Regions from separate parts of the Homo sapiens genome. Here region 1 is linked to region 2. The links are chromatin loops, found by intact Hi-C in ENCODE. Cell type or tissue: tibial artery. All regions are shown on one strand. Links, peaks and the distances in the headings refer to the core of each region. The heading gives the core; the rest is flanking DNA.

Region 1 (16,277 bases), core at 2,932-10,931, 71 kb after region 2:
CCCCCTCAGGTCATAATGACAGATACACATCTCAAAGTACTCTGCCAGCATTTCCCAAGGCATAGCTCCCAGCATCCTGCACCGACAAGATGCTCTGTAAAAAAAAATGAGTCCCATTGCTTCGCAGCTTTTTGGCTAAGATCAAGTGTGACATCTGTTCTTATCAATGAGACCAACAAGCATATGAGAAAAAGCTCAATATCACTGATCATTAGAGAAATGCAAATCAAAACCATAATGAGGTACCACCTCACACCGGTAAGAATGGCTACTTTTAAAAAGTCAAAAATAACAGATTGGTGAGCTTATGGAGAAAAGGGAATGCTTATACACTGTTGGTGGGAGTGTCAATTACTTCAACCATTGTAGAAAGTAGTGTGGCAATTCCACAAAGACCTAAAAACAGGACTACCATTCAACCCAGTAATCCCTTTGCTGGATATATACCCAAAGGAATATAAATCACTCCATCATAAAGATATGTGCACGCATATGTTCATGGCAGTACTATTCCCAATAGAAAAGACATGGAATCAACCTAAATGCCCATCAATGACAGATTGGATAAAGAAAATGTGGTATATATACACTATGGAATACAATGCAACCATAAAAAGGAATTAGATCGTGACATGGATGGAGCTGGAGGCCATTATCCTTAGCAATACTAACGCAGGAACAGAAAACCAAATACTGCATGTTCTCACTTATAAGTGGGAGCAAAATGATGAGAATCAATGAGCACAAAGAGGGGAACAACAGACACTGGAGCCTACTTGAGGGTGGAGGGTGGGAGGAAGGGGAGAATCAGAAAAAATAACTATTGGCTTAGTACCTGGGTGATGAAATAATCTGTACATCAAACCTCTGTGACACGAGTTTACCTATATTACAAACCTGCACATGTATACCTGAGCCTAAGATAAAAGTTTTAAAAACAACGAGTCCCTTAATAAAATCTCTAATTTTCTAGATCCGAAGATGCACTTTCTTCCTTTTTCACGTATTAATAGTAAATGCAAGGTTGTGTCATGAAGTGAATAAAAACAAGTCCTCTGAAATCTGACTACCTTGGTTTGATTAACAGCTCTGCCACTTACTAGCCATCTGATCTTGGGCAAGGTACTTAACCATTCTGGTCCTCAACTTTCCATCTGTAAACTGGAAATGAAATAAAAGATCCAACTGTGTTAGTTCAAGATGAGATTAGATGTGCAAGAAATTTGTTTGGGGAAACACCTGTGAAAGAGTATGGGGAGAAGCAGGAGGAGGCTGGAAAAGTTGTGAAACCTCTATGTAGACCTAATTCCTACAAAAAAGGAAAGGGAAGGAAGAAAGATTGGGTAGAAATAGCCTTATATTGCAGTGCAGTTCTAAGAAACTTTTGGCAAAGTTTTGAGGAATTTTTGAGTCAAAGTCAACCATCAAAGGAGCCCTGCGTCTCCCTGGAAGGGACCTACATCAGTATTCCTGATGTGCTCAGTTATTGACTGAGAGCAGCCTGTGAAAGCAAGGCCCCTGCCCAGTGTGGAGGTGGATTTAGAATGCAGCAACCAGGGCCCTTGGTCAATTATGCTCTTGCAGTAAGAGATCTGAGAAGTGCATTCTCAGGCCCCTCTTGGCCCCACATCCACCTCAAAAGACAGGATTAAGTCAGTCATTTTATATAAAAGCTCTTAAAATAGTGTCTGGCACATGGTAAGTATTCTGCATATGTTGCCTTAAAACAAATAAACAAAGTTATGAAATCAGGTTGCTTCTTAAAATCAATTTGCACACCTGATGTGATAGTGTTCCTTTTTGGTTTGAACCCTGGAAGGCTATTATTAAAGTGTGGCTGCATCTTACAATCAGCACGTCTTGGGATTGAGGTAATGAATTTGGAAAACTTTGCAAAAGATATTTCTCTCTTGGAGATTTTTATTAGCAGACTAAAGATCCTGAGAAGTCCCCCAACAGATAGACCTATGGACTTTGCTCAACTCCCTGTTTCCCAAACTTCTTTGGCCATAGACCTCTGGTTTGCATAACACTTTCAATAGATTTCTTTTCTTTTTAGTTAAAGAAGTTGGTTTCTGTTGCTTGCACCCAATTCCCAACTGATAAATACATGCAATCTCAGGATATAAAAGAGGCAAAAGTGGAACCGCTCTGGTTGATGAGAAGGAGAACAGAACTGGAATTCCATAGAATACATTTTGCCAAATGCCATGCTTTGCAAAGGCTGGTTGCTGCTATTTCAGATGATTCTCAGGTATTAGGTTCAGAGTAAATGGAGCACAAGGAACAAAGGAAGGATGGGAGATGGGAAAGGAAGAAGAAATGTTTCCTGATCCACCCAGGTCACCCTACCCAACACTGCAGCTTTTTCCACAAGGTGCCTGGAGTATACAACTGAAAAAGCCCTCACCTAACCCAACCTCCTCACTGAGGTCAGCCTGACCAACCTCATTCCATAAGCAGAGCACTTTCTCCTTCCAGTCCCCAAAGAGACATGAGCACCATAGAATAAGAAAAGGTAGAAGATAAACATCTCCCCACTGTAACCAGTGGCTGAGAGCCATGAACAAATACAACAGGAACTTTTCCCTCCATTCCACATTTACCATGTGGATTAATGCCTGCTCCAAGCCAGGCACGGTGCTTAGAGGTCAGGATTCAGGGATGACAAATGTAGACTTCAGCGTTGGGCCCGACGTCTTTTATGCACCATCTCACACTCTTACAGCCCACTTCTGCCAGAGCTGTGGCAACCCAAGAGTGCTTCACTTCATCCACACAAAGTGTTTCTTGCTTTCTTTAGGGCTTCTCTGCTGCAGCGTAGGTGCCCTAGAGACCTGCTTGGCCATTTGCTGCCCCACCCCAGCAACACTTTGGGTACAAACCGCAGGAGCAAATTTAACCTGTGTAGGGAAAAATATTTCCGTCTTCTATGTCTTGAGTAGAGCATGCTGAGGTGCATTCTCCACTGCTCCTCAGAGGGACCCATGCCCACATTGGTGTCGGATTCATTAATGCACCTAAATTGGACTGCAATCCCTGTTGCCCTCTCCCCTAGCCCCCAACACCTTTTCCCAAAAATCACTTCTTCAAAAGAAATTATCTGCATGCAAGCCCTTGTCTTATCCTCTGCTTTTCAAGGGAACATAAGGTAGGACTTTAAAAAAAAAAAACAAAAAAACACTTGTTTTGCATTTGTAGCAATTATAATGTCACATACTTCTATTAATGCAATAACTGGAAATGAAACATGAGTCTAAGGTCATTTTCATGTTAGAGAAGAGAAAAACTGGAGCACAGAGAGATCACTTGCCTTGCTAAATGTCACACAGCTAGGATAAAGCAAGAACCAGGGCTCCCACATCTCCTCCAGAGCTGCTGTTACTAGATGAGTCAATTCAGGGACTGGGAGTCTCAACACACCCTCACAGGTGAACGTTTGGAGTTCCTTTGGCTGGGTTTTGAAGGATGCTTATTAATTAGCTAGATGAAGAATGGAAAAAAGAGAGGGTTGGAATAGGAATTCTGCCTGAGGGAACAGCAGAAGCAGAGGTGCCAGGTGAAAATGATTCAACAGGGTTTATTCTGGAAACTAGTGAGCAGGGGCTTGAAGCACCGTAGGGCCAAGAAGATATACAGGGCATGGTAAGAAATAAAGCAAAACAACATACAGGGCCACGTGGACTAAGCAGTTTGTTGACTTGTGGACACTAGGAATCATGGGGTGAAAAGGTGGGAAGAATGGGTGTATTAGTCTGTTCTCACATTGCTAATGATGATACCAGAGACTGGGTAATTTATAAAAGAAAGAGATTTAATTGACTCACAGTTCCATATGGCTGGGGAGGCTTCACAGTCATGGCAGAAGGCAAACAAGGAGCAAAGTCATGTCTTACAAGGCGGCGGGTAGGAGAGTTTGTGTAGGGAAACTCCCCCTTATAAAGCCATCAGATCTCATGTGACTTATTCACTAACATAAGAACAGCACGGGAAAGACCCCCGCTGTGATTCAATTACCTCTCACCAGGTCCCTCCCATGACACATGGGGATTGTGGGAGCTACAATTCAAGATGAGATTTGGGTGGGAACACAGCCAAACCATATCAGTGGGTAAGGCACACAGGGATAACTTCAGATTTGTGGATTCTGCCCTCAGTCAACTGGCCCATACACAGAGCCTCACCATCACACAACCAAGGTCAAACTGTTTCACCAAGGGCTAAGGACTCCATTCCTGAGCTCAGTCCCCTATTTCTAGCACTCTTGATTACCTTTTTTTATTTTTTAAGAAAAAAAAGATAGTTCTTGTTCTCTTGGGAAGAGATGCATCTTGAATCTCTAACAAATAACTATTTAAGACCAGTGAGGGTCTAGAAAGGAAAGTGATGCCCATAGATGGACTCAGAACCAGCAGTCTACCAACAAGCCTCCTCCCCAGCAGTCTCTTCAAGCTGTGGCCATTTCTGTGAAGGAGGCTGAAGAGTAGCTCTTCACTCCGCAGAATTAATTACTGAGGACCACAGGCCTTGTCTACACTTGGCATAAAGAACAGTTTTTAACAAGTGATTGATTTCACACACACACACTTGCAGAAATCAGTCTCTCAACAGGCAGTCTCCTCCTCCTTTGCTGGTGAGAACATAAACTGGTGCGGGCTCTCTGGAGAGAGATTTGGCAGAATGGATGGAGAACCTTAACAGAGCTCATACCTTTTATTGCTACAATTTCCCTTCTAGGAATTCATGCACAAGAATGCTCATTCTAGCCTCATTCATATTAGGAGAAAATTAAAATCAACCTTGATGTCCAGCAATCAGGACTGAATAAATTATAGCATGTCCATTCAGTGGAAAATAATGCAGCCATTAAGCAAACATAAGGTATGTGGTAGACTGCAAAAATAGCCACAATTATTCCCTTCCCCTTATCCATGCCCCTTATAATGTGACTTTGCCACAATTCCCAAAAAGAGGTAGAGTCTATTTTGCACCTCCTGGCCATGCGAGTCACTTTGGTCAATAGAATATAGAGAAATTGACAGTCAGTGCTCCTGTCTTTAGACCTCAAGAAGCCATGAGCACTCCTGCACTCTCTCTCTCTCTCTCTCTCTCTCTCTCAGACTCTCTCTCTTCCCCCTCCCCACCCACCTTGCCTTCTCACTCTTGCTCTTGTTCCAGCTCTCAAAATCTTGACATTGACATGTGCACAAACCCAGCCTAGCCTACTGGAGGATGAGAGACCCCATGGAGGAGAGCTTAGCAGTCTCAACTGAGGCCATCTTCGATCTGACTCTAACCAGCTAACCCTCAAATACATAAGGGAGTCACCAAGTTCAGCAGAGCCACTCACCTGTCACACTTGATTATAGATACACCAATGAGCTCAGTCAAGATCAGAAGAGCCCTCCAGCTGACCAGAGGTCTCATAAGCAATAGCAAATTCTAAATGTTTTAAAATCAGCAGTTCTCAAAGCATGGTCTGGGATCTGGGAACTCCTGGGGAGTCCCTGAGGCCCTAGTAGAGGATCTGCAAAGTCCAAACTCTTTTGCTAATACTACTAACATGTTATTTGCCTTGTTCACTCTCAAGAGTGTACAGTGGACTTTCCCATAGGTTATATGATGTGTAATAACATTATTGCTGTGACAGTTAATAGAATACATGTGTGTGCATTCTTCATTCTAAAATTATCTCAGCTTTAATTTCCTATACAGTAAATATTGATAGATATAGCTGACCTAGCAAAAGTTCTTTGAGGTCCTTAATGACTTTACAAGTGTAAAAGTGTCCTGAGACCAAAAATGTTTGAGAACCGCTGTAAAACCATTGGGTTTGGGGGTAATTTGTATAAGACGTCTATACAAATATAAGCATGTAATCAAAATGTTAATAGTGATCATCTGTGGATGATGGGATTATGGGAAATGTGTATAGAGATTTTTCCCTTTTTTATACTTTATCTGTATTTTCCAACTTTTTATAAGAAATGTTTTGCTTATATGAGAAATATAGCTTTAAGATAAAGTTGACTGATCTGTATAATCTTTAGAAAGAAGAGAGAAACCTCTCTTGCTCTATGGGAAGGTCGCTCCTGTGGGAAGGTCTTGGCAGAAGGAAATAAACATGTTGAAGGCCATTCTCTGTAGCCCTGGTCACCTCCATCCAGCGAAAGTAGCAAAGGGACCCTGAATTTCCACCTCCTCCACTTCTAGAGGGCAGTTTGGTCAGCTTTCTCTCGCTGTCCTCTTTTCAAATAAGAAAAACAAGGACTCTAGTTCCCAATGTAAGGATCCACTCAGAGAAGCCCCCAAACAAGAAGTGAGCAAGAGCCATTTTCTATTCCTGCCTGTGAAGAACCTCTAGAAGTTGACTGCATTCCAGCAGCAGTTGCCTAGGGAACACCAGTGACAAAAAGGAGCCGTGAGGACACACTAAATAACTTTAGCAACTATTTGCATTTGGCAGATGTAGCCAAGGGCAGGGCCCTGCCTGGCTCCCTGTGGAAGCCGCAGGAGCCCCACAAGGAAGGGGGGGCCACTGGAACAGTCATAGGGGAGCAGGGAGGTGGGTGAAGAAGTGAGGGCCTTAACTCTTTCATTGCCCCTCCCCAAGCCTGCTGGGGCAAGGGTTTGTCCCAGAAGAGATCTCCTGGGCTTTGTGGAAACCCCAGAGAAAGTGCAGCCTCTTCCGGGAACTGGGTCCTCCCACACACCCACAGCCTACAGCCCCCCACCCACCCACCATGCCCCCCAGTCTTGCTTCTGCTTCCGCCACCAGGGAAGGCAGGTGACAGGATGGGCTGTGAGCTCCAGGCTCAGCCTTGCTGTGGCAGCTAATTGGGATGGTTTTTACCTGCCAGGTGAAAAGTCTGCCTGGGGAGGGGCAGTCAGCTCTCTGTCAACCCTGCTTCCTCTCTGTCTGCCAGCTCTCATTAGGACTAAGCCAGTCCCATGGAGCCCCAAGAGGAGAAGAGGCCAATGAGCCAAGCCGTTCCTGCCTGTGGCCTGGAAATCAGAGCTGCTTCGAGCAAGCTCTGCGCGGGCTCTTTAAGGTGAGCCCCAGTGCCTGGGCTTCCCACTCTCTGGGTGGGATGGAGACGAGACCGAAAATAGAAAGCAGCAGAGGCCCAGACCAAGCCTGGCTTTTCTCACTGCCCCCTTCAAAAAGTTCTGCTCAGATCAGATGATATCAGAAATGATTGGCGCCTTTATTTCCCCCCTTTGCTTCTAGTCCCCCACCCCCTTTCCAGTTTGACCACATCTGTAGGCTCTGTTGAAACAGAGCCAACATAAACAAAAACAAACTGAAACCCAGCAGCCAGCGAGGGCGGGATGTGCCACCCATCTGGGCAGGCCACGTGCAGGGCTGAGGACTGCCAAGGCACACCTCCTGCTGGTAAAAGGCACCGTGTGGAGTAATTAACCTCCAGGGCTTGGTGAGTGAAAAGCACCATGTAACCATGCTGGGTAATTGAAGAGGAAGAGAGGAGCGCTCTCCCGAGTGAACATTCAAATGTGTGCAGCTTGCTGGACCCTCTCAAGCAGGATGGCAGTCGGTTGGCCATGCCCCATAATGTGGCTGTCATCATTTGTCTTCCAAATTGTTGCCCAATCAGAATGGCTTCGGGACCCTTCGGCTTCTATGTATGCATATGTATAAAGAGACTTCTTAAAGCCATGCAGGATTTGTTGTTTTATTTTTTAGTGAGAATGTCCAGAGCTGGCGAAAGCAGAAGAGAAATAAACACTCCGGTAGTCTGCTGGTGAGGATGACAACTGGTCGACATTTCTAGAGGCCAGTTCCGGCTCCAACACTGCTTGCGTGTATCTGTGAAAGAGACCCAGGTGCCATGAGGCTAGGAAGGCTGGGATTTCGCAGCTCTTTGCACTGAAACTGCTGTTTCCTTGCTGGTGCTGCTGGAGATGAAAATCCACCATCCTCCAGAAACCCAAATCTCTCCTGGCACCAGCTCCCGGTGGCCAGCAAGTCCTATCATCAACTGGAAGAAATGAATGACATGCTCTCCGCATCACACTCACTTAGAGGGGTCACACAGCAAAGCTGCTTAAGCCCCTGAAGCATTTGAGTTTAGAGATGTCTCCCCTTCAGTTGACAGCTGTGACTTTCCAGAAAACACATATGCCACTGTGAGGTAGGGTAGTTTCTTGTATTCATTATACAGTACCCAGAGCTCCTCCCTGTGCTGTTTATGCTGTCAGATATCTTGTTTACCACGAAAGACACCATCCCCCATCATGGGGGTCCCCGAAACTGGACCACCATCCAAGCTATCTAAATTCATTAGTCCCAGTAGCATATGTCCAAACTCAAATGTGGATGAGTCAGGAGACTTCACTTCTTAGAGGCTGCAAATAGACAACCAGAAAAAGGATTCTCATCTAATTCTGTTCATCTGGTCGTTCAAATTCTGGTTCCTACTCCACCCAAAACACCATTACATGAGCCTGAGAAATGACTGGATTACACAGACAAATACATTCTCAATGCGTTCCTTGGGATTGTGGGATTAAGCTGATTTTCTGCCCTTCGCATCTTTCTTTGCAGTAAAGACTTTCTGCTCTTCCAAGTGATTTTGAGCCTATTATTTCACAAGTGTAGCAGATTGTTTGCAAAAATGGCCAAAACTATTCCACCCTCTGTATCTGCAGTCAGACTTTTCAATGTGACTTTGTTGCTTTTCCCATCAAAAGGTGAAATTTGTTTCTCCACTCCTTGAGTCTGGGCTGGCCTTGTAACTTGCTTTGACCTACAGAATGATGCAGCAGTGGCACCATGACAGGCCTAGGTCTAGGTCTGAAAAGGTTTTGTGTCCTTCTGTCCTGGAGTCCAGAGACTCCCTGGGGTAGCCTGTTAAAGGATGAAAAGCTCATGGAACACAGACACTGTCTCAGCTGGGTCAGCCTGGACCAGCCAGCCCTTAGCAGCCCCGGCAGTTAACCACAGATGGATGAGTGAGCCTAGTCAATGCTGAAGAACCACCCAGCAGAACCCAGCTCAAACGCTGAGTTACACACAGCATCATGAGCTAAATAAATGGTGGTTGTTACAAGCCACTAAGTTTGGGGGGTTCTTTTTATGCAGCAAGAGCTGATACCATGAACTCCCAAACTAAGTGGAAGGGGTGTCCACTTATCCAATTGAGGACTCAGAAAGTGCTGGCACAGAAGGACTGGGTGTTTTATTTATTTATTCATTTATTTACTCAAGGCCTCATAGTCAGGTAGTAACATACTCAGAACTTGAACCCAAGTGCTCCACTGGCCTGTTTCCTCATTTGCATCTCCTCCTGAATGGCAGGTATTTGGGAAGCTTCCAGACAGCAGCTCCTGGAAATCCCTCCTGAGAGAGCCTGCTACATTTTCTCAGGGATCTGTCCAATTTCACCAGCTGCCATCCCACCCCAGCACCCTGCCTGTCTCCAACCCTCGGTCCGCAGCAAACCCACACGCCCACCATCAGCCCCCTCATAACAACCCAGCCAGCACTGCCAGCTCTTTCCATCTGCAGGGTTCCAGCAGCTCCATCGCCAGCCAGCATCGCTCCCTTCCACAGGCAGCAAGAGCAACGAGCCCTAAGAACATGAAAACACTTCTTTTCAGCCACACTGAAAGAGATCAGTGGGTGGGCCCGTCCACTTGTCGGCATCCGTTGGAGATCAAAGCAAACACAAGAGGGAACAGACCCAAAGGAAGGAGGAGGGAAAAGCCCCCCTCAACACACTGCAAACCCAGCCAGTCGTTCTGAGGGGAGATGTGGGAATAATCCTGACCAAAACCCCACCCCTCCCCAAGGAGCCCAGAGAAGAAAGGATGACAAAGAAATAGGAAGGTGGGGGGTGTGGGGTGGGAAGAGGAAGTAGCAGAAGGTACACAGGAAGGGAGGAGGGCTTGGAGGAAGCAACCCACCCTCTGGCAGCTCCCAGAGAGGGCCTTGCTCTATGGGGGCCCTTGGGGAAACAACAGGAGGGCAGGCAGCCCAAGGAGGGGGCAGCTGCACGCAGGTCCTGGCTGTGCACGTGGGCACCGGCTGCCAGCTGGAGGCTGCCCTGGCTTCTGAAGGGAGGGGGTGGTGCTTTTCTCTTCTCTCTAAAGAGTTGGAGAAAACCGAGCCCGGCCCATGAACACGGCCAGGCCCGATTTCCTCCCACCAGGCAAATTCTTTCCTGTGCTTGGGAAACACACCTGGCTAGAATTCTCATCCCATGGGCCAGGAGCTCAGAGCTTTCTGCCCAGTGGATGGTCCCTAGGGGAAATACAACGTTTGGCTAAAGCAAAAGACTCTGATGTCAAAAATCATCAGCGGGAGACACATGGCAAGCACCAAATTGGCTGCTCAGTGTGCCCTGAGTTGGTAGCAGTCACAGGAATGGTAATGGCAATAATAATAAGAGTAATCTAAGGGCCTGGTGTAGCGAGCGCTTATGAGGTGCCTGGCATTATTTTATGGCCCCCTCACAGCAACTCTATGGGGCAGGCATCTGAGACGCTAGCAGCGCCTGGCTCCTTAAACACGGTGCACTCTGGCCCGACTTCACCTGCCAACACCTGCGCTGTTTTGCCAAAGGCTTTCTTCTCACTGGCTCTGCTGCCTCACCTAGCAGGCCAGCAGTCCCCCAGGAATTAATATCACCCCAGAGCAGCCCTCAGCCAATGGGTGATGCAAGATCAATATCCCAGCTCCTCTGCTCTTTGAGTGGGATAACTCACTGTGGGAACTTCAGGGGCGCCCAGTGTACCCAAGGGCGTTAAGCTCCAGTCACCCATTGTGGTGACTTGCTTGATAATACGCCTAGTATTGGCTACCTTCTCCTCCCCATCTCACTTCCCCATGCCCCTTCTAGTGTTTCCTGGGGTCACCTTCCAAATAAACTACTTGTACTGGAATCCTTGTCCCAGGATCAGCTTCTGAGGAAAATACAACCTAAGAGAGGTACGGCTCCATTATAGAGGTGAGAATGTCCAGGCTCAAAGGGTGTTAAGAACTCAGTGTGGTCTGCCTGACCCCAAGTGCTCTTAATGACTATTCTCTACCACGGTTACTTTGATTTTTGTTGAGTCTTTGGAGTGCAAAGTGAACTTTCGTTCAGGCCAGAAAAAGCCCAAAGCTCACACCCCCATTGAGAGGGGCTTCTCGCATGCTGTTCTGGGTTCTCCTGAGCAAACCAGAGCTAGACACAACTGGTTAAGAAGACAAGCTTTGACATCAGAAGACCTGGGTTTTCCTTCTGAAGATGCCACTTATGAGTCTATGGCCTTGGGTGAGTCACTTAACCTCTCTGCATCTGAGTTTCCTTCTCAGTAAAGTGAGGATACAGAGGCTCCCTGGTGAGGTGGAAATTCCAAGGAGTAAGTTCCCAATGACATGAGCGCCTGTGAGAGAGAGGAAAGTATTGCGGGCAGGACAGGGCCAGCCAGGGAGGTGTCCTTGGAACCAGCTTCAGTTAGTTTTGGGCGAGCTGCTTTCCCTTTCCCCTTTTCCCCATTTGGGTGAAATAGGTGTGTGTTGTGTCACTGATGACATGAGACCATGAAAGTGAGACTCTCATACATGAGACAGAACTGCTTCTTCCTTTCTGGTCTTTTTGTATCAAGGATTTGTGTTTAACAGGCTTGATCTAAGTCCCCAGAGATATTTAAATAGAATCAGAATTTTAAAAACCAATCTGATTCCAGAGCACTCCACGCAGCTGCCGGGTGCCCAATTAGCATCCTGAATTGTGCCAGGCAGCCAGCCCAGTGGGTGCTCTGGCCATGAACAGCTTCAGCAAAAGCCTCCCTAGCCGCAGGCCAGGCAGAGCTGGAGGTGCAGCCACGGGGCACTGGCCAGAGGGTGGAGACCACTTCTTGGAGAGAAGACACAGAGCAAAGAGCACTCCAAGTTCAAGGCGAAGCTTTTGGAGCTGGAGCAGTGGTTCTGAAGTGGTGGAGCACAGCTCCCTGGAATGCCTCAGACCCTTCATGAGTGGGCCACCACGCTGGAGACTCCTGTGTGCCCCTCCAGATTCACCTGCCATTTTCCTCTACCCTGCTCTGTGTCCTGGAAGGCCGCCCCGTACGGAGTCCTCTGGCTTCTTCTTAGTACAGTGGTCACCTCTTATCCATGATTTTAGTTACCCACAGTCAACCATGGTCCCAAAATATTAAATGGAAAAAAATCACAGAAATAAAAAATCCATACATTTTCCACTGTGCACCATTCCAAGTAGAATGATGAAATCTTGTACTCTCCCACTTCAGCGCACCTGGGACATGAATCCTTCCTTTGTCCATTGGATCCACGCCGTCTACAATCCCCACCGTCTAGTCACTTAGTAGCCCTCTCGGTGATCAGATCGACTCTCGTGCTATCCCAGTGCCTGTGTTCAAGGAACCCTTATTTTAGTGAATGATGACCCCAAAGTGCAAGAGTATTGATGCTGGCAATTCAGGTATGCCAAAGAGAAACTGTAAAGTGCTTCCTTCAAGTGAAAAGATGAAAGTTCACGACTTAATAAGGAAAGAAAAAGATTGTATGGCGAGGTTGCTAAGATCTGTGGTAAGAATGAATCTTGCATCTGTGAAATTGTGAAGAATGAAAAAGAAATCGTGCTATATATATATATGTGTGTGTGTCTGTGTGTGTGTGTACGGTTCAGTAGTATTCTATGGTTTCAGGCACGCACTAGGGATCTGGGAACATACTCCCCATGGAGAAGAGGGGACTACTGGCAGGAGATTGGTGGGTGGAAAGAGAGAGGCCAGGGTGCTTATTGCATTGCAAGTTGGCAGCATCCCTCCACCCCAGGGCACACTCCTGTCAGGCAGCCTTCTCTCACTCCTCTTTCTGGCTCCTTTCCTTGCCCTGTTAGCCTAAGGGTGAGAACAGCTCCCAGCTGGAAGCCCCAGGGCACTAACCAATCTCTTGTGGTTACCCTAAATCTTCCAATACCCTTGCCACTGGTGCCTTCATTAAACTTTCTTTAATTATGCTGTTTGAGTATATCATCAGTTCCCTGCTGAGACCTAGACACAGTCACCAAACTTGGAACAAAATATAAAGTATATTTTTGCCACAACTAAGTTTATAAACGATGATGGGCATCTGTCTCTGTGCCAAGCTGAGCGGGTCATGTGGTGCATCTGCCAAGACGCCATTTGGTTGCAAATAACAGAAACCCTGATTCATGCTGCTTTAAATAGAAAATGGGGTATTTTCTCACTTAACAGAAGGTCTGAAGGAAGGCAGTCACTGACACTGATTTCAATGATTTCAGGACCAACCTCTGTGATTCTCTAGGCTTTTCTCTTGTGGACACAAGATGGCTGCTTCAGCTCCAGGCACCTCATCCATGCTTAAGTTGGGAATAAGCTGGCCTTATGAAAATATTAGGTTGGTGCAAAAGTAATTGCGATTTTTGCCATTACTTTTAATGGCAAAAACTGCAATTACTTTTGCACCAACCTAAAAGCATCAATCACTTCTGCGCAGGAAAAAGGAAGATTTCCCAAATGCTGCACCAAGAAGACTCACAGGCTATATCTGGGTAGCCCAGCCACTCTGGCTGCAAGGAAAGCGGGAAGAGAACTATACAGCATTCAATCCTCTGGAGGGGGAGGTATAAAGGGAAAGAGAGTCTGGAAACTGTTTGAAGGTAAGGTAACTCTTCAGCAGGGTCTTGCATTGCACCAAAAAATAACAGAGGTACACCTTGCAATGAGCACAAAATAAGAGGCACAAGTGAGGGTGAAGTCAACCTCCCCATCTCCCATTTCTGGTGTTTACTGGCACGAGTGGGACTTTTGCTAGTCAAGGCAGTAAATGATTCTATTCTGCCAGCAGCCCCGTCCCTTCAATTGTGCTGCCAAAAATATTATTATTTTCACAGTCTAATCGGCCCACAAAAAGTTACAGTAATTCATGTTTTCCTGGTGCAGAGAGCCAAATTCCTGACTCGCCCCAGAGTTAAAAGGCACAGTGGCTTAGGGCAAAGGGCAGAATCCTTCAAATTACCAAACTGAAAGGCTTAAAACAGAATCCAAATCAGGGAATGATGCCTCCCACCCCCCTAGCTCCTCATCTCTGCCCTAAGAATGTGTTCATGTCTTCTCAGCCTCCAAAGGTCCCTTGCACTTTAAGCAAGATCATTCTTATTCCCCAATTTTTCCCCCAGCTCTGCTCAAATATGTAAGCATACAATGACTGTTTGGCTGCCTCATCACTGTCAAATGACACTAGACCAGTTGTGATTTTCTTCTTTCTGCTCATCTGTCTCTTCTCATTTTCTTGACAATAAACATGTATGGTGTGTAATCAATTTTTTTAATTTAGTTTTTTTTTAAACAACACTAGGCATCTATCAGAAGGAAAATGAGAATACCACCCTAGCAAATTATACCATTGCCCCCATTTTGCCCGTCCATGGGGGATTAAAGAAATATACTCCCTAAAGGACACAAGTAGCTGCCAATGATTCGCTGAGTCAGATTCAAGAAGCTTTGGAAGGAGTAGTTCAATCTAGTGGCCTTCTCCCCACTCCTTCTGAGCTTCCTGCACAGTCTGGGGAGAGAAAGGTTAATTCCACACTGTGATTGAGGTTTATCAAATATATCAGACTTTCCTCAAACAGTTTTGGAAATGGCCAAGTAATGGAATGACCTTGCCAAGCTCTTTCCCACTGAATTTCGGAGCCTGTGTGTATTTTGATGGAAATATAATCCATATGTTTGCTTCATTTATACATCCTCATCCACACAGCTCTAAGAGCTAGCTGATTGATGTCCAGGGGCTCTTAGAGACTTTTTGGAGAATTTTTTCCTCAAAAAGGAGGAAGCTGACTTCACTGGCAGCAGTAGGAGCTTGCCTGCCAAACATCTGGGAGTGAGTCAAGACACAGAAGCCAAAGGTCTGGAGAAGAAGATGAAAGATCAGGTATCATCCTTCTCCAGGAATAAGGCTCGTGGCTTTTTTCTGTATCCAGTACTGATTGCTATGGTTCAAATGTCCCCTCCAAAACCTCATGTCAAAATTGAATTGCCATTCCAACAGTATTAAGAGTTGGGACATTTAAGAGATCATTAGGTCATGAGGCCTCTGCCCTCACGGATGGATTAATGCAGTTTCCACAGGGGCAGGTTAGTTATCACAGGAGCGTTCTCGAATAAAAGGATGAGTTTCCTCTCCATCACATGTGCACGCTTCCTCACCACGTGAGGCTTTCTGCCACATTATGATGCCACAAGAAGGCCCTCATCAGATGGCCAAGCAGGTGCCACCACCATGCCCTTTGACTTCCAGCCTCTAGACCCATGAGCTAAATAAATGTCTTTTCTTTATAAATTACCCAGTCTGTGGTATTCTGTTACAGCAGCAGAAAATAGACTGTAATACTTAATAAGCGCCTACTATTTACAGGTGCAGTGTTGCTGTGGGGAGCAGAAAAGCTACAAAAATGATTCTCATCTGTGGATTCTCTCCTCAAGGAGCTACCTAGCAGTTACACTGGGGGCAGCAACCTTTCCGTAAAAGGGCAGATAGTAAATAATGTGGCTTTACTGGCCTGGCGGTCTCTGTGGCAACTCCCCAACTCTGCCAGCAAAGCGTGAAAGTTGTCATAGACAATACGTGAACAAAAGAGGATGCCTATGTTTCAATCAAACTTAATTCACAAACACAGGGCTGGGGCAGATTGGCCCACAGACCATAGTGTACCAATCGCTAGTCCAGCTGGAACCATGTGAAATTGTTGGCATTTGATTGTTCCCTACCTCCACAAACAGCAATTTCTTACGGTTTCACCTAATGGTTAGGGAGAGTAAATAAAGTCAGACAACTAATATGAAGAAGAAAGTACACGAGGCCATGATCATGGTAGAGATGATGTTGTTTGTCTGATGCTTCCGAAATGCAGCGAGCTCATGTTTCTAGCCAGGTGACCTCAAACTCATCTCTCTTCCCTACCCTGCCCTAAGTGCGCCACATGGGCCTCCATTTCCAGTGTGAAAGTACAACCACTGGTTCTGCTAAAGTTGCATTAAAACCTAAAATACTTTGTAGGTTTTAATGGTATTCATGGCAGGGAGGAGGATTGACATGGTTGAAGGTGTTTGAGAAGCACAGGAGTAACTGATATCAACCAGGATGGATTCTTGCAGGTCTTACCAAAGCCTTTGACATGATCATCTTCAGAATCTAGGACATCTAAAGAAGGAGATGGAACATGAAGTATTTCCCCAACTGATTTGTTCGAGAAGACCTTTGTTTATGAAAAGCATCCCTC
Region 2 (16,277 bases), core at 3,893-11,892:
GGCGTGGGGAGAGACAGGGGCCATGCCGAGGCCAGCTTTTACAGCCGCGCCTGGAGCAGCTCAGGGGTCTTAGGAGGGAGAGGTCCTTCCGACTGACGATGACTCATCCCAGGGGTGGGCCTAGGAGGATCCCGAGCCCAGAGTCCAGGCTCAAAGCCATCGGCAGTTACTTGGCAATTTATTCCCGGTTTCTCAGAGGTAACAGCCAACGCAGGAACAGTGTGTTGCTCCCTTTAAAAAGGCTTAGAACATTCCGGAAAGAGACCTAAATTTAATAGCAGGAGAGAGGGAGGAGGGGAAGTGGTTGCAGAGCCTGGAGGGAAGCCAGGAATCCTGCCTCCTCCTCCCCAGCCGCAGAGGACATGCGGACATGTGTGGGCAGGTCCCTTCTGACCCATGGCAGGTCCCTGTTGATGGTCAGGCTGGGGATCGTGCAGGCCTTTTTGTTATCCCGGGGTCTCCTTCTGAGCTATGCTAACACTGTGCAGTGCCTATAACCAAGAAGAAAAAGGAAAGAAACAGAGGAAACTCAAAGCAGCCAGCCTCTCTGACTTGTGAGCAGCTTGGGTAAAGGACCGGTGGCTGAGCCAATTTTTAATCACAGCTCACCTGCCTAGTACCGCCCGTGAGACCAGTGACCACCGAAGCCGGGCGAGGGCCCACGCCTCCCCTCGCCGTGGTTTCTGTGGTTAACTCCGCTGCACTGAACACCTCCCCTCCTCCCCTCTTCACTTCTGCGTGTGCGCCGCGTCCAGACCGACGGCCCTAAGGCTGCTTTAACCCAAGCACTGCCGGTCCGTGGAGGTCCCCATGGACACCCTCACTGCACAGGGGTTAGGACCTTGCCTCTGGGGCCAGATGGTCTGCGTTCAGAACCTGGCTGTGCCAACCACTGGGTCCCAGTTTCTCCGAGCCCCGCTCAGTGAGAGTGTCTTCCCATAACGGGGGTGAGCCTCACGTCACCCCGTTCATCTGGGGCCCAGGGAAAGCACGGTGGTCTGTTTCAGCACTGGAGGAAACAATGTCTGTGTTGACCTCATGGAGAGATGGCTGTCCTCTCCAGGGAGGTCCCTTCCCAGAGAATTTTGAAAGGCAGTTTGACTGTTAGCAATTTTTGGTTTAGACACAACTTTAGAATCTTTTCTCCTGTGTTTCAAGTGACTTCCATCGGTGTGGTTTCTCCAGGGGTGATCCCAGGGACACCAGCTTGAGAATCACCTGGGGAAGGGGTAGGGTGGGGGGAGGAGGGGGCTTATCAAATGCAGTTCCTTGGGACCAGCCCGTTCTTTGCTTCTCTCAGAACCCCTGTGAGTAGATGGATAATCAACCTCCTTTTACCATAGATGAAACTGAGGCTCGGAGAAGTTAGGGGACATGCCCGAGATGATTTAATTAAATAATGACAGGCATATCTTCAACTGCTGCAGCCCCTGCCCTGGTCACAGGCTCCCTGTGGACCCCACCTGCTAAACATAAACAAACCCATAGTGCAGCAGCCACAACTCAAGCTGGGAGGCCTTTGTGGAGGTTGATTTTTATCTCCCCGCAGTCAGGCACAAGTGAGAATTTCATAAATAGTTCTAACAAAGCTGCCTTTCACAGCCAGCTCTTTGCACTGTAAAAAATAATAATAATAAAATAAAAACCTGATTTCAGAAACCATGTCCCCAGGCTTCATTGTTTCTTTCTGTTTTTCAACTCTTTGACATTTTACTCACAGGGGAACTTTCTCAAACACTTCATGCATCCATTCAACAAAATTTATTGAGCACCTTCTATGTGTCAGGGGCCATACAAGGTGATAGAATCAACTGCTGTGAGTAAGATGAAGGTCTTGCCTTTATGAAGCTTCTACTCAAGAAAACAAAAAGGGAAAGTGTCAGGGGAAATGAGAGCTAATAAGTAACATTAGGCAGGTGATAGGGTTTAGGACATGTTACCCCAAAATAGAGCATCTTGGCATCTGAGAAAACCAGCAGAAGCGGGAAGGTCTCTTTGACCCCAACCCTTCTCCCCTGAAGCACACCATCAAACATCATAGAATCCTCTGACCTTCTGCTGAAGTCGGTCATAAGAGCCTCATGTGGAATACAGTGGAATACTACTCATGTGGGCAGTGCCTACGTCATAAGCAGAGGAAAGGAGAGTATATGAAGCAGGAACTCAGCAAAGAATCTGAACAAACAGGCCCCCAGGTTATTATCAGTAGATCACACCCCCTTTGTCCAATCGCACTGCTCCAGGACTATCCACCTCTTCATGAAACTTAGCGTAAAAATACACAGGTTTCCCCGTTGTTGTTTTTTGCGGTCTTTCACTTCTAAAGGGACCCATGTCATATAAAACTATATTAAATAAATTTCTATGCTTTTCTCTTGTGAAAAGAAATCTTTCCTCCCCTGCACAAGGTAAGTAAGATAGAGTGTGAAGGTGGAGAGGTGTCATTTATTTTAACTCTAAAAGATAGGGACTTTTACAAAACATAACCTCAATGCCATTATCACACTTAAAAAATAACCAGGACTCCTTAATATGCAATCATGTCCCATCAGTGTTCACACCTCCCCATTGTCACGAATATTTTTGCATGCTATGAACCTTACTTAAATTCAGGTTCTAACAAATCTCTTTCAGTCTTTAGGTTCTTACCCATTTCCTTTCTTCGTTTTTGTTTCTTGCAGGTTTTTGTTGAAATGGCCAGGTCATTTGTCCCCTAGAATATCCTGTGGTATGGATTTTGCAGATTGCATGCCCATGCCATCATTTCTTCTGTTAGGAGGTGCCATTGTATGCAGAATGTGACATCTGAACAGAGGCTGGAATGAAAGACAAGGGCGGGAGCCATGCAGAAATCTGAGAGTAAGAGGGTCCCGTTCAGCTTTCATTTTTTCTTAGCTTTACTGCTCATAGTTGTGACCTCTGAAACCTCCTTCTTTTTTCATGTAAGTTCCCCTTCCCGACTATTACAAGTAACTCAGCTGGCCGGGTGTGGTGGCTCACGCCTGTAATCCCAGCACTTTGGGAGACCGAGGCAGGCAGGAGTTCGAGATCAGACCAACATGGCGAAACCCTGTCTCTAATTAAAAAAAAAAAAATTAGCCAGGCATGGTGGCATGCAGCTGTAATCCCAGCTACTTGGGAGGCTGAGGCAGGAGAATCGCTTGAACCCAGGAGGCGGAGGTTGCAGTGAGCCAAGATCACGCCAATGCACTCCAGCCTGGGTGACAGACTGAGACTCTGTCTCAAACAAACAAACAAACAAACAAACAACAACGACAACAAGTAACCCAGCTGCCTTCATCAATCTACAGTGAAATATGTGTGGTTAAAAGCCCTTGGCCTTAAAAACTGGAAACAACCTGAATTTCTATCAGCAGAACAAATCAATCAAGTGCAGTATATTTCTACAGTGGAATACTACTCAGCAATGAAAAATGAATGAGCTACTAATTCAAGCACTATACACATGGGTAAATCTCAAAAACAAGTTGAGTGAAAGAGGCTGGATACAAAACAGCACACACTGTAGGCTGCCACCTATGAAGTTCAAGGACAGGCAAAACTACTCTGAGCAGCACTTTCTTTGGGAGTGATAGTGACTGGAAAAGGGGCATAAGAGAACCTTCTGGAAGGCAAGGGATGCTCCATAGCTTGAGCTGGGTGGTGGTTGCATAGGTGTACACATAGGTAATAGTTCCTTACACTTAAGATGTCCGTATCTTCCTATATGTAAGTTATACCTGAATTTCAATAAAAAATTAAAATCAGGTGGACTTTGGATTCAGGCAGACCCAGCCACTAGTTAACTGTTTAACCTTTATCAGTTCTCCCATCTGCTTAGGTCCTCAGTTTCTTCAGCATAAAATGGAATAAATACAACCTACTTCATTAGTATTGCATGCAAAGCACTTCACACAGTGTCTGGCACATAGGAAGCCCTAAAAAATAGCTATTATTCCTTAATAACATTCTTACTAATATCTACTCAGCTCCCAACCCATGGCAAACTCAGGGTGCAACCTCAAACCAGCAGACTCAACATTTGTCTCAGCTCCACGCGACATGTGTCTATTAGGCTCACCAAAGGACTCATATTTGTAACTTGTTCTTTAATGATATGCACATTACCTCCTGCTGCTATTCTTTTAACATGTTGCTTTGATTTGATCTAATTGGAGCCACAGCGTGGTTAATCACAACATTTAGTGGGAAGTTTGAAGAAGCCAATGGGTCCCTCATGTGTGTTGGGCTGCAACGCCGGCCCCTGCCAGGTCTTCCTGGAGCCTGGAGACAAGAGACTTATTGGGGAAACATACTATCCATCTGGAATCCTTTCTCAGAGGACCTTCTTGGCAAAGCTGCTGCCAAACATATGCAACTGGTTTTTCAAGAAATTGCAGTTTATTGGGGCTGGGAAGTAATCTCAAAATTGACTTCTTCCCATCCATTTCCTTTCTTTGTGTTTGATTCTAGCGGTTTCTGTTGGAGCGACAGGTCATTTGTCACGTCTGGATGTTGCTGCCTTCATCTCTGCTCAGCTGAATTCCCACTTTCCTTTGGGTAATGTCTCCCTTGGTGACATCTTGGTTCAATTCTGGAACTTTTCAGACACTTTGAGTTACTAGAAAAAGCCCATTCCAAGAAATGAGACTTAGTGCTTTTGTAAACGTGTTTAAGTATAAAAGACATGTAGAAAAGTACACAGATTACAATTATACAGGTCAATGAATTTGCATGAAATGAACACATCTGTGCAAACTCAGATCGATAAATTAAACATGATCACAATCTTAGAAACCTTCCTCTAATCATCCCCTCACAAGCTACCTGCTGTCTTGACTTCTAACACCATAGATTTGTTTTGCTTCTCTCTGAACTTGGTATGAATGAAATCAAATAATGTGTCAACCTAACTTCATTGGCCAGCACCTTTGTCTCTTTGCCTCTTTGCCTAGGGGCTTCCTCTGAGGATTGGAGCCCACTCTGCCACAGCTAGCAGCAGGCTGAAATTAACCAGGGAATTACCACCTTTCAAGACCAGGAGGCAATCAATGGCTCTCCAGAGTTGTTGAATCAGTATCCCAGCCCCTATGAGGAATATCTCAGAAGGCATGGTCTCTATTGACTGTCAGATGTCCCCAGTAGGACTAAGCTCCTATTGTCTGCAGTGATACTTTGCTCTGTGACACACTCTGAAGAGTGTGTCTTCCTCCCTTCCCTGACTCACTTCCCCATTTCTCCTATCAATGTTTCCTGGAATCCCCTCCTAAACACACTAATTGCAGTAAATGCCTTGTCTCAGAGCCTGCATCTAAGGGAACTGTAACTAAGACAACCCATGATTGTCTTCCAATTCCTTTTGCTTGACCTCAGAAAGCACAGTCCCCTTCCTTTCCCCAGTGGGGTTAGAATAGCTTTAAAAAAAAAAAAAAGAGGCAGAAGCAGGGTGAGGAGGAAGAGAAAGAGGAATAAAAGGAGAAGGAAAGGAAGAAGGAGAAGGAAAAGAAAGAGCTGAAGGAAGATGAAAGAGATGAAGGAGAAGGAGAATTATACTCCCTCCACGGCTATAGGACTCTCCCCTCTCATTTTGTTCTTTTAATCTGATAGCTTATGGAAAGCTAATGATGATTAGTTGGAATCGGGCCCATTCTGCCAACCTCATCGGGCCTGAGGACAGTGTGCTGCCTCCTTGTTCTCCCCAACCCCAGCGGTGGTGCAGAAATCTCCCTAGCTCTGTGCCACTGTCAGCCAGTCTGAGACAATGGGAGAAAATGCCACTTAGTCTCCTGTTATACATTTTCAAGGCTGGTCTTAGCCTCCAGTCTTTCAGGCTTCCCCCAGACACCAAGAATTTACATCCTCATCATTCTTCATCTTCCACTTGGGACCCTTCACTGGGGCTTAGATTCTTCCAGCGTGCCCCTTCCCAGTCCTGGATGACTGCCTTCTAAAAACAGAACCGCTCTTGGCACACCTAGCAAAGCAAGGAGCTGCAAATCGCTCCACTAATGGACTCCACTGGGATTTCAGAGGCAAACTCCCATTGTAAGATTTCTGTGTCAGAAACTTCCACCAAACTCCTGCGTATTCCTCTTGCTGTCAAGCAGGAAAGGCCAAGATTCTAGAATATGCAGTTTTCAAGTTCATGTCTGCCTCCACAAGGCACTCTTGGAGACTGTAATGTGCTCACTGATTGGGCACATTTTCAGTATAAGTTGATTTGCAGGTGGCTGGGACTGCAGCATCAGGCAGAGCCCTCCCCAGAATCCTTGACACAGGGGGCTGAGGTTGGGCCTCTGGGTTCAAAATCCTCTAAAAGCTGTTGGCAAAATGTGTGTATTTGCTCACCTGCGTTGTTCTGAGGAATAGTTTTGTAGATTTCCACAACTCCTCAAAGTGGCCTAGGACCCTATATTATTTGCAAACTATGCATCCGACAAATGTCCAATGTCTAGAATCCGTAAGGAACTCACACAAATTCACAAGCAAAAAAAAAAAAAAAAATTAAGAAGTGGGCAAAGGACATGAACAGACACTTTTCAAAAGAAGACATGCGTGCCGCCAACAAGCATATGAAAAAATGCTCAATAACACTAATCATTAGAGAAATACAAACCAAAACCACAATGAGATACCACCTCACATCAGTCAGAATGGTTATTATTAAAAAGTCAAAAAATAATAGATGCTGGTGAGGTTGTGGAGAACCTTATACACAGCTGATGGGAATGTAAATTAATTCAGACATTGTGGAAAGCAGTAAAACAGAATAACCAGGTGACTCAGCAATCCCATTATTGGGTATATACCCAAAGAAATATAAACCCTTCTACCATAAAGACACATGCATACGTATGTTCATTGCAGCACAATAGCAAAGACATGGAATCAACCTAAATGCCCATCAGTGTAGATCCAGTGGACTGGTTAAAGAAAATGTGGTACATACACACCATGGAATACTATGCAGCTATAAAAAAAGAACAGGATCATGTCCTTTGCAGCCACATGGATGAAGCTGGAAGCCATTATCCTCAGTAAACTAACGCAGGAACAAAAAACCAAATACCACATGTTCTTACTTATAAGTGGGAGCTAAATCATGAGAACTCATGGTCACATGGGGGGAATAACACACACTGGGGCCTATCAGAAGGTGGAGGATAGGAAAAGGAGAGGATCAGAAAAAATATCTATCGGGTACTATGCTTAGTACCTGGGTGATGAAATAATCTGTACACAAAACCTCTACGACGCACAGTTTACCTATATAACAAAACCTGCACATGTACCCCTGAACCTAAAATAAAAGTTAAAAAAAAAATAACTCCCTATTGGTAAGAGAGCTGATTATTTGAAAACTGAGTAACCCTCCTAGGCTCCTGTGATCCCACTTCAACTTTACCAAATAGACACAGGTAACCCAATTATGGCCAATTAGCCTTGGGGCTGGGCCCTAGACCATGATGCACCCCATTAAATAAACCTAACTCCAGAAGACCTTGAGGAGTGATGCAAATCTCCTCCTCCAAGAACATTTGAATCACACCCCGGAACGTAGGCTACATTTCCTCTTCACACATTTCTTTTCTCAAATTCTCACTCATGGAAGCAGCTACTTCCCCCAAATCTCCTTTCTCTGCCTCTTCCTAAAGTCCCCCTCTTGCCCCTTCCTCTCACCTCATGCACCTCTTTTTTTCCAGGTAGCTTGAGCCTTTCCTAACTCAAGTCTACTTTGCCTCTCTCAGCTTCTTACCACTGTCCCCTCCACTCATTAACCTGGGCAGCTCAAGGAAGGAGCTATGGAGCCAAGCAACACAGGCATAGAAGTCCAGAAGGTAGCGGAGGCGCAACAGCTCCAAAAGCTACGTCCAAATTGCTTTGTTGGTATCACATTGGGTAGACAAAAATGAAACCAAGGCAAAAGTTACCCTTTATTTTATTTTTATTTTTTTTGAGATAGGGTCTCACTCTGTCACCCAGGCTGGAGTGCAGTGATGTGATCACAGGTTATGGCAGCCTCAACCTCCCAGGCTCAAGCAATCCTCCCACCTCAGCCTCCCAAGTAGCTGGGACCACAGGCACACACCACCATGCCCAGCTAAATTTTTTTTTTTTTAGATGGAGTTTCACTCTGTCACCCAGGCTGGAGTGCAGTGGCGCGATCTCCGCTCACTGCAAGCTCTGCCTCCCAGGTTCACGCCATTCTCCTGCCTCAGCCTCCTGAGTAGCTGGGACTACAGGCGCCCGCCACCACGCCCAGATATTTTTTTTTTTTGTATTTTTTAGTAGAAACGGGGTTTCATCATGTTGCCCAGGCTGGTCTCAAACTCTTGGGCTCAAGTGACCCTCCTGTCTTGGCCTCCCAAACTGCTGGGATTATAGGCATGAGCCACCACCCCTGGCAGTAGTTACCTTTAAACTTAAACTGTATTATGTAAAAAAAATGAAGTAGGGCTGTTTGAACTGACATAGATATCTAAGATATATTAAGCAGGGAGGACCAGGGCATACAGAAAAGTATTACTTCCTTAAGAGTAAGCCACCTGGGACACAAAATTTAAGGGTGTGCTCGTTGTCAGGGTTGTGCAAACCATGTCCCTGTGCTAACATGAGCCTGAGAGTGGGTGCCTCCTTAAATTCTGCACCCTTGGCCTGGCCCTGATATGAAAAGAAAACAGTAAAGCAGAACCATCTTACACATGTGTAGTATGATCTCGTATGTAAACACTACACATGTGTATTAAATATATAGAAATCTCTGAAGGGATCACACCCAACGTGTTGATAGGGTTTCATTCTGAGATGTGGCATTGGAGGGAAGAGAGAAGGGCTTCCCTCTTAACTGTACCCACTTCTGTACTGTTTTAAATTACAAAATAACAATTATATATGGCTCTTATAATTTTAGACAAGCCAGAAAATAAATAGAATAGTAAACCATATTACATGTAGAAGGGTCTACAAAAAATATATACACAGACTGTTAGGATTTTTTCTGTGGTCAGATGCAAATTGTGAAAACTGAGACATGTTGACGATTCTTTTTCCACTGATTTCAAAGCACCCTCAGTCCGCATGGCAGCCGCCACCTCTGATTCATCTAGTTTGAGGTCTGTTCATGCAGCAGATGGAAGTTAGCATGCCCTTGGGATGACACAGCAAGGGTGGAGTGTGATAACGTTTCCCTTTCTCTCCTCTAAAGTGAGGGTGAAGGCAACAATCAGCTGCCCCTTCCCGCGGGGCAGCACTGTGATGGGAAAGAGTGAGGCAGAAGAGGCTGGGACTGCCCCACTGCAAATGTCTGGCTGGCCTGGGAAGGCTCTCAGCCATCCATGAAGAAGCCTACAAATTAGAATTGTTTTTCCAGACTCTAAACTTTCTAAGCAGTGATATTTATCCACCTATCTTATCCAAGTTTTTCAGTGAAATGTTTAAAATGTACACATTACTCCAAGCAGAGCAGAAGAATATAACTGACTTCATTGTTTTCCTTCCTGGCATCCTCTGCATGTCCCTCGACCCTGGCTCTTCCTGCCTGACTCAGGAGTTCTGCATCATTGGCACTGTTTCCATCTTTCTTGGAATCAGACAGGAGATATACCAAGCCTGTTGCCCAAGGGTTTCTTATCAACACCCCAAAGAATTGTGAGCTTACTGGAGAGTCCCTAGAGCAGTGGTTCCCATCTAAGGGGAATTTGCACCCCAGGGGACACTTGGCAATGTCTGGAGACACTTTTGGTTGTCACATCTTAGGAGGAACTCTTGGTATCTTGTGGGTGGAAACCAGGGATGCTGCTATAAGCAACCTCCAATGCACGGGGAAGCCCCCACAACACAGAATTATCTGGTCCAAAATGTCAATAGTGCTGAGATTGAGAAACCTTGCCCTAGAGCCTCACTACTCAAAAAAGAGTCCATGGACCGGCAGCATCGGCATTTCCTGGGAGCTAGTTGGAAATGCAGAATCCCAGGCCCCACACAAACCCCAAGTTGAGATAGAGCAGAAGATGAATAACCCCCATGTCGATCAGGATGGGCTAGTCAGTAAACCCTTCCTGTAGAGGGCGATAGTAGGTACTTCAGGCTTTGAGGGCCAGATGATCTCTGTTGCAACTACTCAACTATGCCTTTGTAGTGTGGCAGCAGCCCTACATGGTAAGTAAACAAATGCACATGGCTGTGCTCCAATCATTTGGCCAGCATCACTTTGCTGACCCCTGGACAAAGTCCATCTGTGGAAACAAATGATCCCCCAAATAGTGAAGATTATTTCTCATGCACACTGCATGTCCATCATAAGTTGTCTGAGGGCCCTGCACCATGCCAGCCCTGGGCAGGAACCCAGGGTCCCAGCTTCCACCATCACAACCTTCACTGATCATCAGGGAGGGAAAATACATAGCAGGCACGGCACATGCGGTGCACAGACCAAGCATGCGTTTGCTCCTGGAGCTTCCACCTGGAAATACCACCCACCTCTCTCACATTTTATTGGCCAAAGCAAGTCATGTGGCTGTGCCTAAATTCAAGAAGGTGGGGACATATTCCCAGAAGGATGGCAATGCCTAATGACTACCTGGATCTCCTCTCCTCAGAAATCCCAGCCCTACCATAGGCTTAATTCATCCCATCTATGAATTCCATTAACTGTCTGGATAGACTTGAGCAGAGTTGCATCTCAGATTAGGCATGAACCACTTAGTGGTAAATGCATCTCTTCCTCATGCCTCTGTAAGGAATAACAGTGCAAGTATACATTGATGCGATTGTCTGTACTGTGCCAGGCACTGAGCACTTAATATATTTCATTTCTTTCCAATCTCACAACAGTTCTAGGAGGTGAATGTCATCTGCCTTTTACAAATAAGAAAACCCGAGACCGAGCGATGATGTAGCTTGTCCAAGGCCACCAGCTGGTAGATGGTAGAGTTAGGATTCAAGTTCAGGTCTGTCTGACCTCAAAGCCTGTACATTTTAACATCATCATTTTTTTTTTTTTTTTGAGATACAGTTTCACTCTGTCACCCAGGCTGGAGTGCAGTGACGCCATCTCGGCTGACCGCAACCTCGACCTCCCAGGTTCAAGCAATTCTCGTGCCTCAACCTCCCAAGTAGCTGAGATTACAGGCATGAACCACTACGCCCTGCTAATTTTTTGTATTATTAGTAGAGATGAGGTTTTGTCATGTTGGCCAGGCTGGTCTCAAACTCGTGACCTCAAATGATCCGCCTGCCTCGGCCTCCCAAAGTGCTAGGATTACAGATGTGAGCCACTGCACCTGGCCTTTACTTTTTTACTTTTAATCTTCACAATAATCTGATGGGGTATGTATCATTAGACCCATTTTACTGATGAGGAAAAGGGGCCAAGAAGTTAATTAATGTGTGTCCAAGCTCAGATATTCAATGGTAGAATCAAGATTCCAACCCAGATCTATTGACACCGAAGACTGTGCTTCTAACAGTTTCTAGCACTGGGACATCTGTTCTGTAAGTGAGGCCCTAGGGCATGTAGGTGCCTTGCCCATATCCTTGAGTCTTACTACTTCAGAGGGCATCAGCTGACTGTCAACTGTTAGGACTTCTGTCTCTTTGCTTGAGGGCTTTCTCAGAAGTCACACAAGGAAGTCATCTCTGTCTGTGCTCAGGGAAATTCAGAAGAGCTGAGAGATCACCACCAGAGAACCAGCACCCTGCCCCTACCCAAACTTTCAACCAAAGATTGGCAGAGTAGGTGTGAAACATCCCGGCTCCCTTGCCTCCTGGGCCCAATAACTCTGCATGTACTCTACACTGGTTCCCAGAGGCCACAGTAACTATGTCACCTTCAGTAGCAGCTGACTCAATCACATACTCATTATTGGCTGTTATCTTGGATTGTCAGATTTCACAAATAAAAATTACAGGATCCCCAGTTAACTTTGAATTTCACATAAAACTGATATTTTTGGTAGTGTAAGTATGCTCCAGGCAATATTTGGGTCACATACTAAAAAATGTATTCTTTATTTGTCTGAAAAATATTGCATAGGACATGCTTATGTTAAAAAATTATTCATTGTGTGACTTTCTAATTTAACAGGCTTCCTGTATTTTACCGGGTAACCCTACAGCCAGTCCTTTCCTAGGTCATAGCCTCACTTCCCTACCTCCATCTCCAACTACACTGCTTATATTTGAATCCTTGTCTCAAAGTCTGTGCTAGGAGGAGCTCAAACTAAGATGTAGGGTGACATAAGGAGCCAAACATGTCTGCACACAAAGAGATTTACTGATGCTTAAGGGCCATCTGGACCCCACTGGAGCCAGGACAATGGGGCCACCAGCCAAACTCTACAAGAACCATTTCGAATTCAGCATATATGAAAGAGAGAAGGCTTTCTTCTCATATTGCCACTACTACTACAGCTGGAGGCTTACTGTGGGCGGTAGTTCTTTATCTTCTCATTATATGCTCTTCCGGTAAGCATTGAAAGACATAGACATTTCTAGGCACTTCTTATCTGGGATTTCCTCTACTGCATTCAGCACCAATAGATCAGACAAATACTCAGGATGACATAGTCCCTGCATGGACCAGATCCTGCTGCCAACTGAATACCCATCCCACCCACCATCTTCTTTCTTAACATACCTTGATTTTGTTCACCTCCTTCAGAGCAGCTGCATTCTTCAGGAGAAGCTGAGCTATCCACAGAGAGTGACTCTTTTTCAGTGCAAATCAACCATGATAATGCCATTGCCTCTGCCAATATGTGATTTAGAAATGGATATGAGATGCACTGCTGGCCCGGGGGACATGAGAGGCCATATGGGAAACACCTAAAAAGAGCCTTCTTTATTGTGACCCTTGAGCTCCTAAGAGGCACGAGTAGTGGATGCTAGCTGTACAACCCAGATCCTCTTTCAAGACAAGCACTTTCCCCGTACCTGCCATGAGTGCTTTATCTGAGGTCACCCCACCACCACCTACTCAGCGTCAGCACACATCCAGTGACTAGTCAATGCAGAGGTACAAAGGTCCAGCCTCTTGCCACGGTTTTGGAAACTCTGAAGCTCCATTCCAGCTCCAGAGGGCCCTATGAGTTCAGCTGAGGCCTCTGTTGCAGCCGCATCGTAGCTCAACTCCTCATTTTGGCCAGCCTTGCCTCTCTCACTCCCTAACAGCTGTTGTTCCTAAGAACATTCTCCAACAACCTCCCTGCACACAAATTTCCATTTCAAGGAACTGGTGTTAAGACAACATATGAGGAGCAAGTTCCCTTGTTCACAAGCAGATGTTGCTTTCCACACATGCAACTACAGTGGCCATCTTGGGACCATGAGGGGAACCAGCCTAAGAAGATAAGTCCATGCTCTGAGGACAACAGAACAAAAAGATAGAAAGAACCTGGGTCTTCAATGATGTCATTGAGCCACTAAATTAACCAACTCTAGAACTGCCCTACTTCTAGGATTCTGGTTATGCCAACTAATAGAAGTTCTTTGTCTTAAAACCTCTTCAAGTTGAATCTTATGTTGTTTGCAGCCCAAATCATTTTATATTATATACTACATATCAGTAGGAGGCAAAGGGAAATACTTCAAGCCAAGGAGGCACCCAGAACAGCATGGATTCCAAAATCCAGCACTTAGGTGACTTGCCAGAGTACTCCAAGTCCAGATGCAGTCCCCTCCCCTCATCCTTTTTTTTTTGTGTTTTTTTTTTTGAGACGGAGTCTCACTCTGTTGCCCCGGCTGGAGTGCAGTGGTGCAATCTCGGCTCACTGCTAGCTCCACCTCCTGGGTTCACGCCATTCTCCTGCCTCAGCCTCCCGAGTAGCTGGGATTACAGGTGCCCGCCACCATGCCCGGCTACAGTCCCCTCATCCTAACCACTGTGACACTTGTCCAGATGCAGTCCTCTCATCCTAATCACTGTGACATTCCCTCTCCTTTTTATACCACTGTTGTCCAGCAAAGCCAGAGGCTAAGAAGTGTGCAATTCTTTGCACAACTCTGAGAAAGAAGAAATCCCTAGATAATATTTTGACACCTTGTAATTCATGGAATAGCCATGCCTCTATTTCACTTTCTCCTTCTTTTCTTGTTACTTAGAAAGAAAATAGCAGAGAAACATGTCAGGCCAGGAAAGGCTAAATCATCCCAAGCGATGTCAACCTCATAAAATTATGAAATACTGTAGGATGCTCAAAAAATATTTATACAGTTTTTCCCCCTCTTGTGATGAAGTAAGTTATTGAGCTGCATTTCCAGGCCTTGCGACATCTCAGTAGCCCTGTCTCAAAAGTCAGGCGTGCCTTTGGCACACAAGCTGTTGTCAGTGAGCTAAAGATTATACAATCTGTGTATTAGGTACCTAAATACACAATTCAAGCATGTGGCCATTTTGGCCTGAGTCTTTATTTTCATCAGTTATATAGAAGATTGGAAGTTAAGATCAAGGGCTCTGGAATCAAACAGCCTAGAGTTAAGTGCTAGACTGTGGACAAATTATTTAACTATTCTGTACTTGTTTCAACATCATCTATATAATGGAAAAACTAATAGTACCAGTCAGCTTGGACTAAGTTATGCTGCAGTAACAAACAACGTTAAAATCTCAGTGGCTTGGCAACAACAAAAGTTCATTGCTTATTAGAGACACATGTCCACTGTTGGCTGTGGCTCAATTCCATGTGATCTTCATCCTGTAATGCAGATTGACATAGAAGTCTGTATTTGGGATACTGTCAATCTCATGGCAGAGAAAAAGAGATCCTGGCAGAACCACACAATGATTGTTAAAGCTTCTGCTTGGAAGTGGCACACATCAACTCTACCCATGCTTTATAGCCCAAAACTTGTCACACAGCAAGACTAAAGCCATGGGATAGAAAGTATAATTCTCTCACATGGAGAAGATGCCAGTGTTTTGAACAATAATACATTCTACCACACAAGCATACAGGATTGTTCTGAGAATTGAAGGTAAGGGGAAGACAGTAAGTTTTCAAAAAGTTAGCTATTATGAATATTAGTACCATCATTTTAAGTTCTAAGTTACTAACTGGGATAAGAAAGTTTTTATAAATAGGTTCTTCTATTCAGTAGTCATTTAGATTAAGCTTTTGAAAGTACTAACTGTAGGTAGCATGTTGATTTTGAGGTTCTGTGAATCAGTAACCAAGTAAATAAGGTTTATTTGACTGTAAAATGGGAATAAAAGTAATGTCTGCCATGTGAAGATTAAATGAGATGCCTGCAAATTCTTTGTCACTTTTCCCATTGAAAGTGAGTCTAATTCTCCTCCCCTGGAATCTGAGCTGGCTTTAGTGACCCACTTGACCAACAGAATGTGGCAGAAGTAATGCACTGGGGCTTCTGAGGCTCGGTCATAGAAGCCTTGCAGCTTTAGTCTAGCCCTCTTAGAACCTCTTAGAACCTTAGAACACTTGTTCTTGGAGCCATGAGCTGCCACATAAGCGAGAGAGGGATCCAGCTGACTCCAGTCTTCTGGCCTTCTGTGCCAAAGTGCCAGATATTTGAGTAGAGCCATCGTGAATCCATCAAACTAGCCTGTCAGTTTAACACCACCAAACAACCTCGGTTGATCCCTTGTAGAGCACAAGAATCACCCTGCTGAGCCCTGCCTGAATTCCTGGCTCACAAAATCATAAGATAGAATAAAATGGTTGTTTTAGCCACTAACTTTTAGGAGAGTTTGCTATTTAGCAATAGATAACCAGAACACATGCAAGCCCTTAGCAAAATACCTGACTCATAGTTGGTTGGGAAATTAATTGCTAATATCATTAGGTCTTGGGTAGACTCACAACTTACCTTCCCCCATTTAGTTTGGAATGCCCGTGACTTAAATCTGAGGAAAGGATGGTAAAGACACAACTTTAGTCAAATATTTCAGTCTCCTTGACATTTTCCTAAATGTCCATAAGGGAAGCCATAAACACGTAAGACAATGAGCCTAGGACTTTCAGGAATCCCCTGACTTCCCTTGGGTTCATTGGATACACATATGCCTAAATCTTTCAAGAAAGCTAAAATTCAATATTTTAAAATTCCTTAAAATTTCAGATAAAATTGACACAACTACATGGTGTCTTATGTTTTACCTGATGGTTCTGTGTATCCCTCAGCTTTGTACTCATTTTAAGAAGCAAGGACCCAGATTCTAGAGTTGGAAAGTTGCCACATTCAAGAATAGATGAGCATGGATGTCTGGGCTGGTGCTGTCTCTTTTGTTGTTGTTATTATTGTCATTGTCTTGTTTATTT

The links. Hi-C counts contacts between places; a loop is a spot of excess contacts. Peaks named below come from ENCODE experiments on the same cell type or tissue, not always from the same donor. Only the 100,000 strongest peaks of a DNase experiment are listed, where the experiment ranks them.
Region 1: a loop joins it to region 2, with 2.1 times the contacts of the local background. A loop is called at or near these places in 9 of 110 quality-filtered maps.

Annotation. Positions count from the first base shown.
Region 1 is chr3:72,248,942-72,265,218 of GRCh38, forward strand. No RefSeq gene overlaps it. Among named protein-coding and RNA genes, the nearest start is that of LINC00870, 110 kb to the left of the region's middle. In tibial artery, for the core only: no CTCF peak of the experiment used is centred there; no DNase peak of the experiment used is centred there; H3K27ac peaks cover 1,485 bases.
Region 2 is chr3:72,177,152-72,193,428 of GRCh38, forward strand. No RefSeq gene overlaps it. Among named protein-coding and RNA genes, the nearest start is that of LINC00870, 34 kb to the left of the region's middle. RefSeq lists enhancers at 1-27, 1-579, 348-407, 418-467, 9,007-9,301 and a silencer at 568-707. In tibial artery, for the core only: no CTCF peak of the experiment used is centred there; no DNase peak of the experiment used is centred there; H3K27ac peaks cover 449 bases.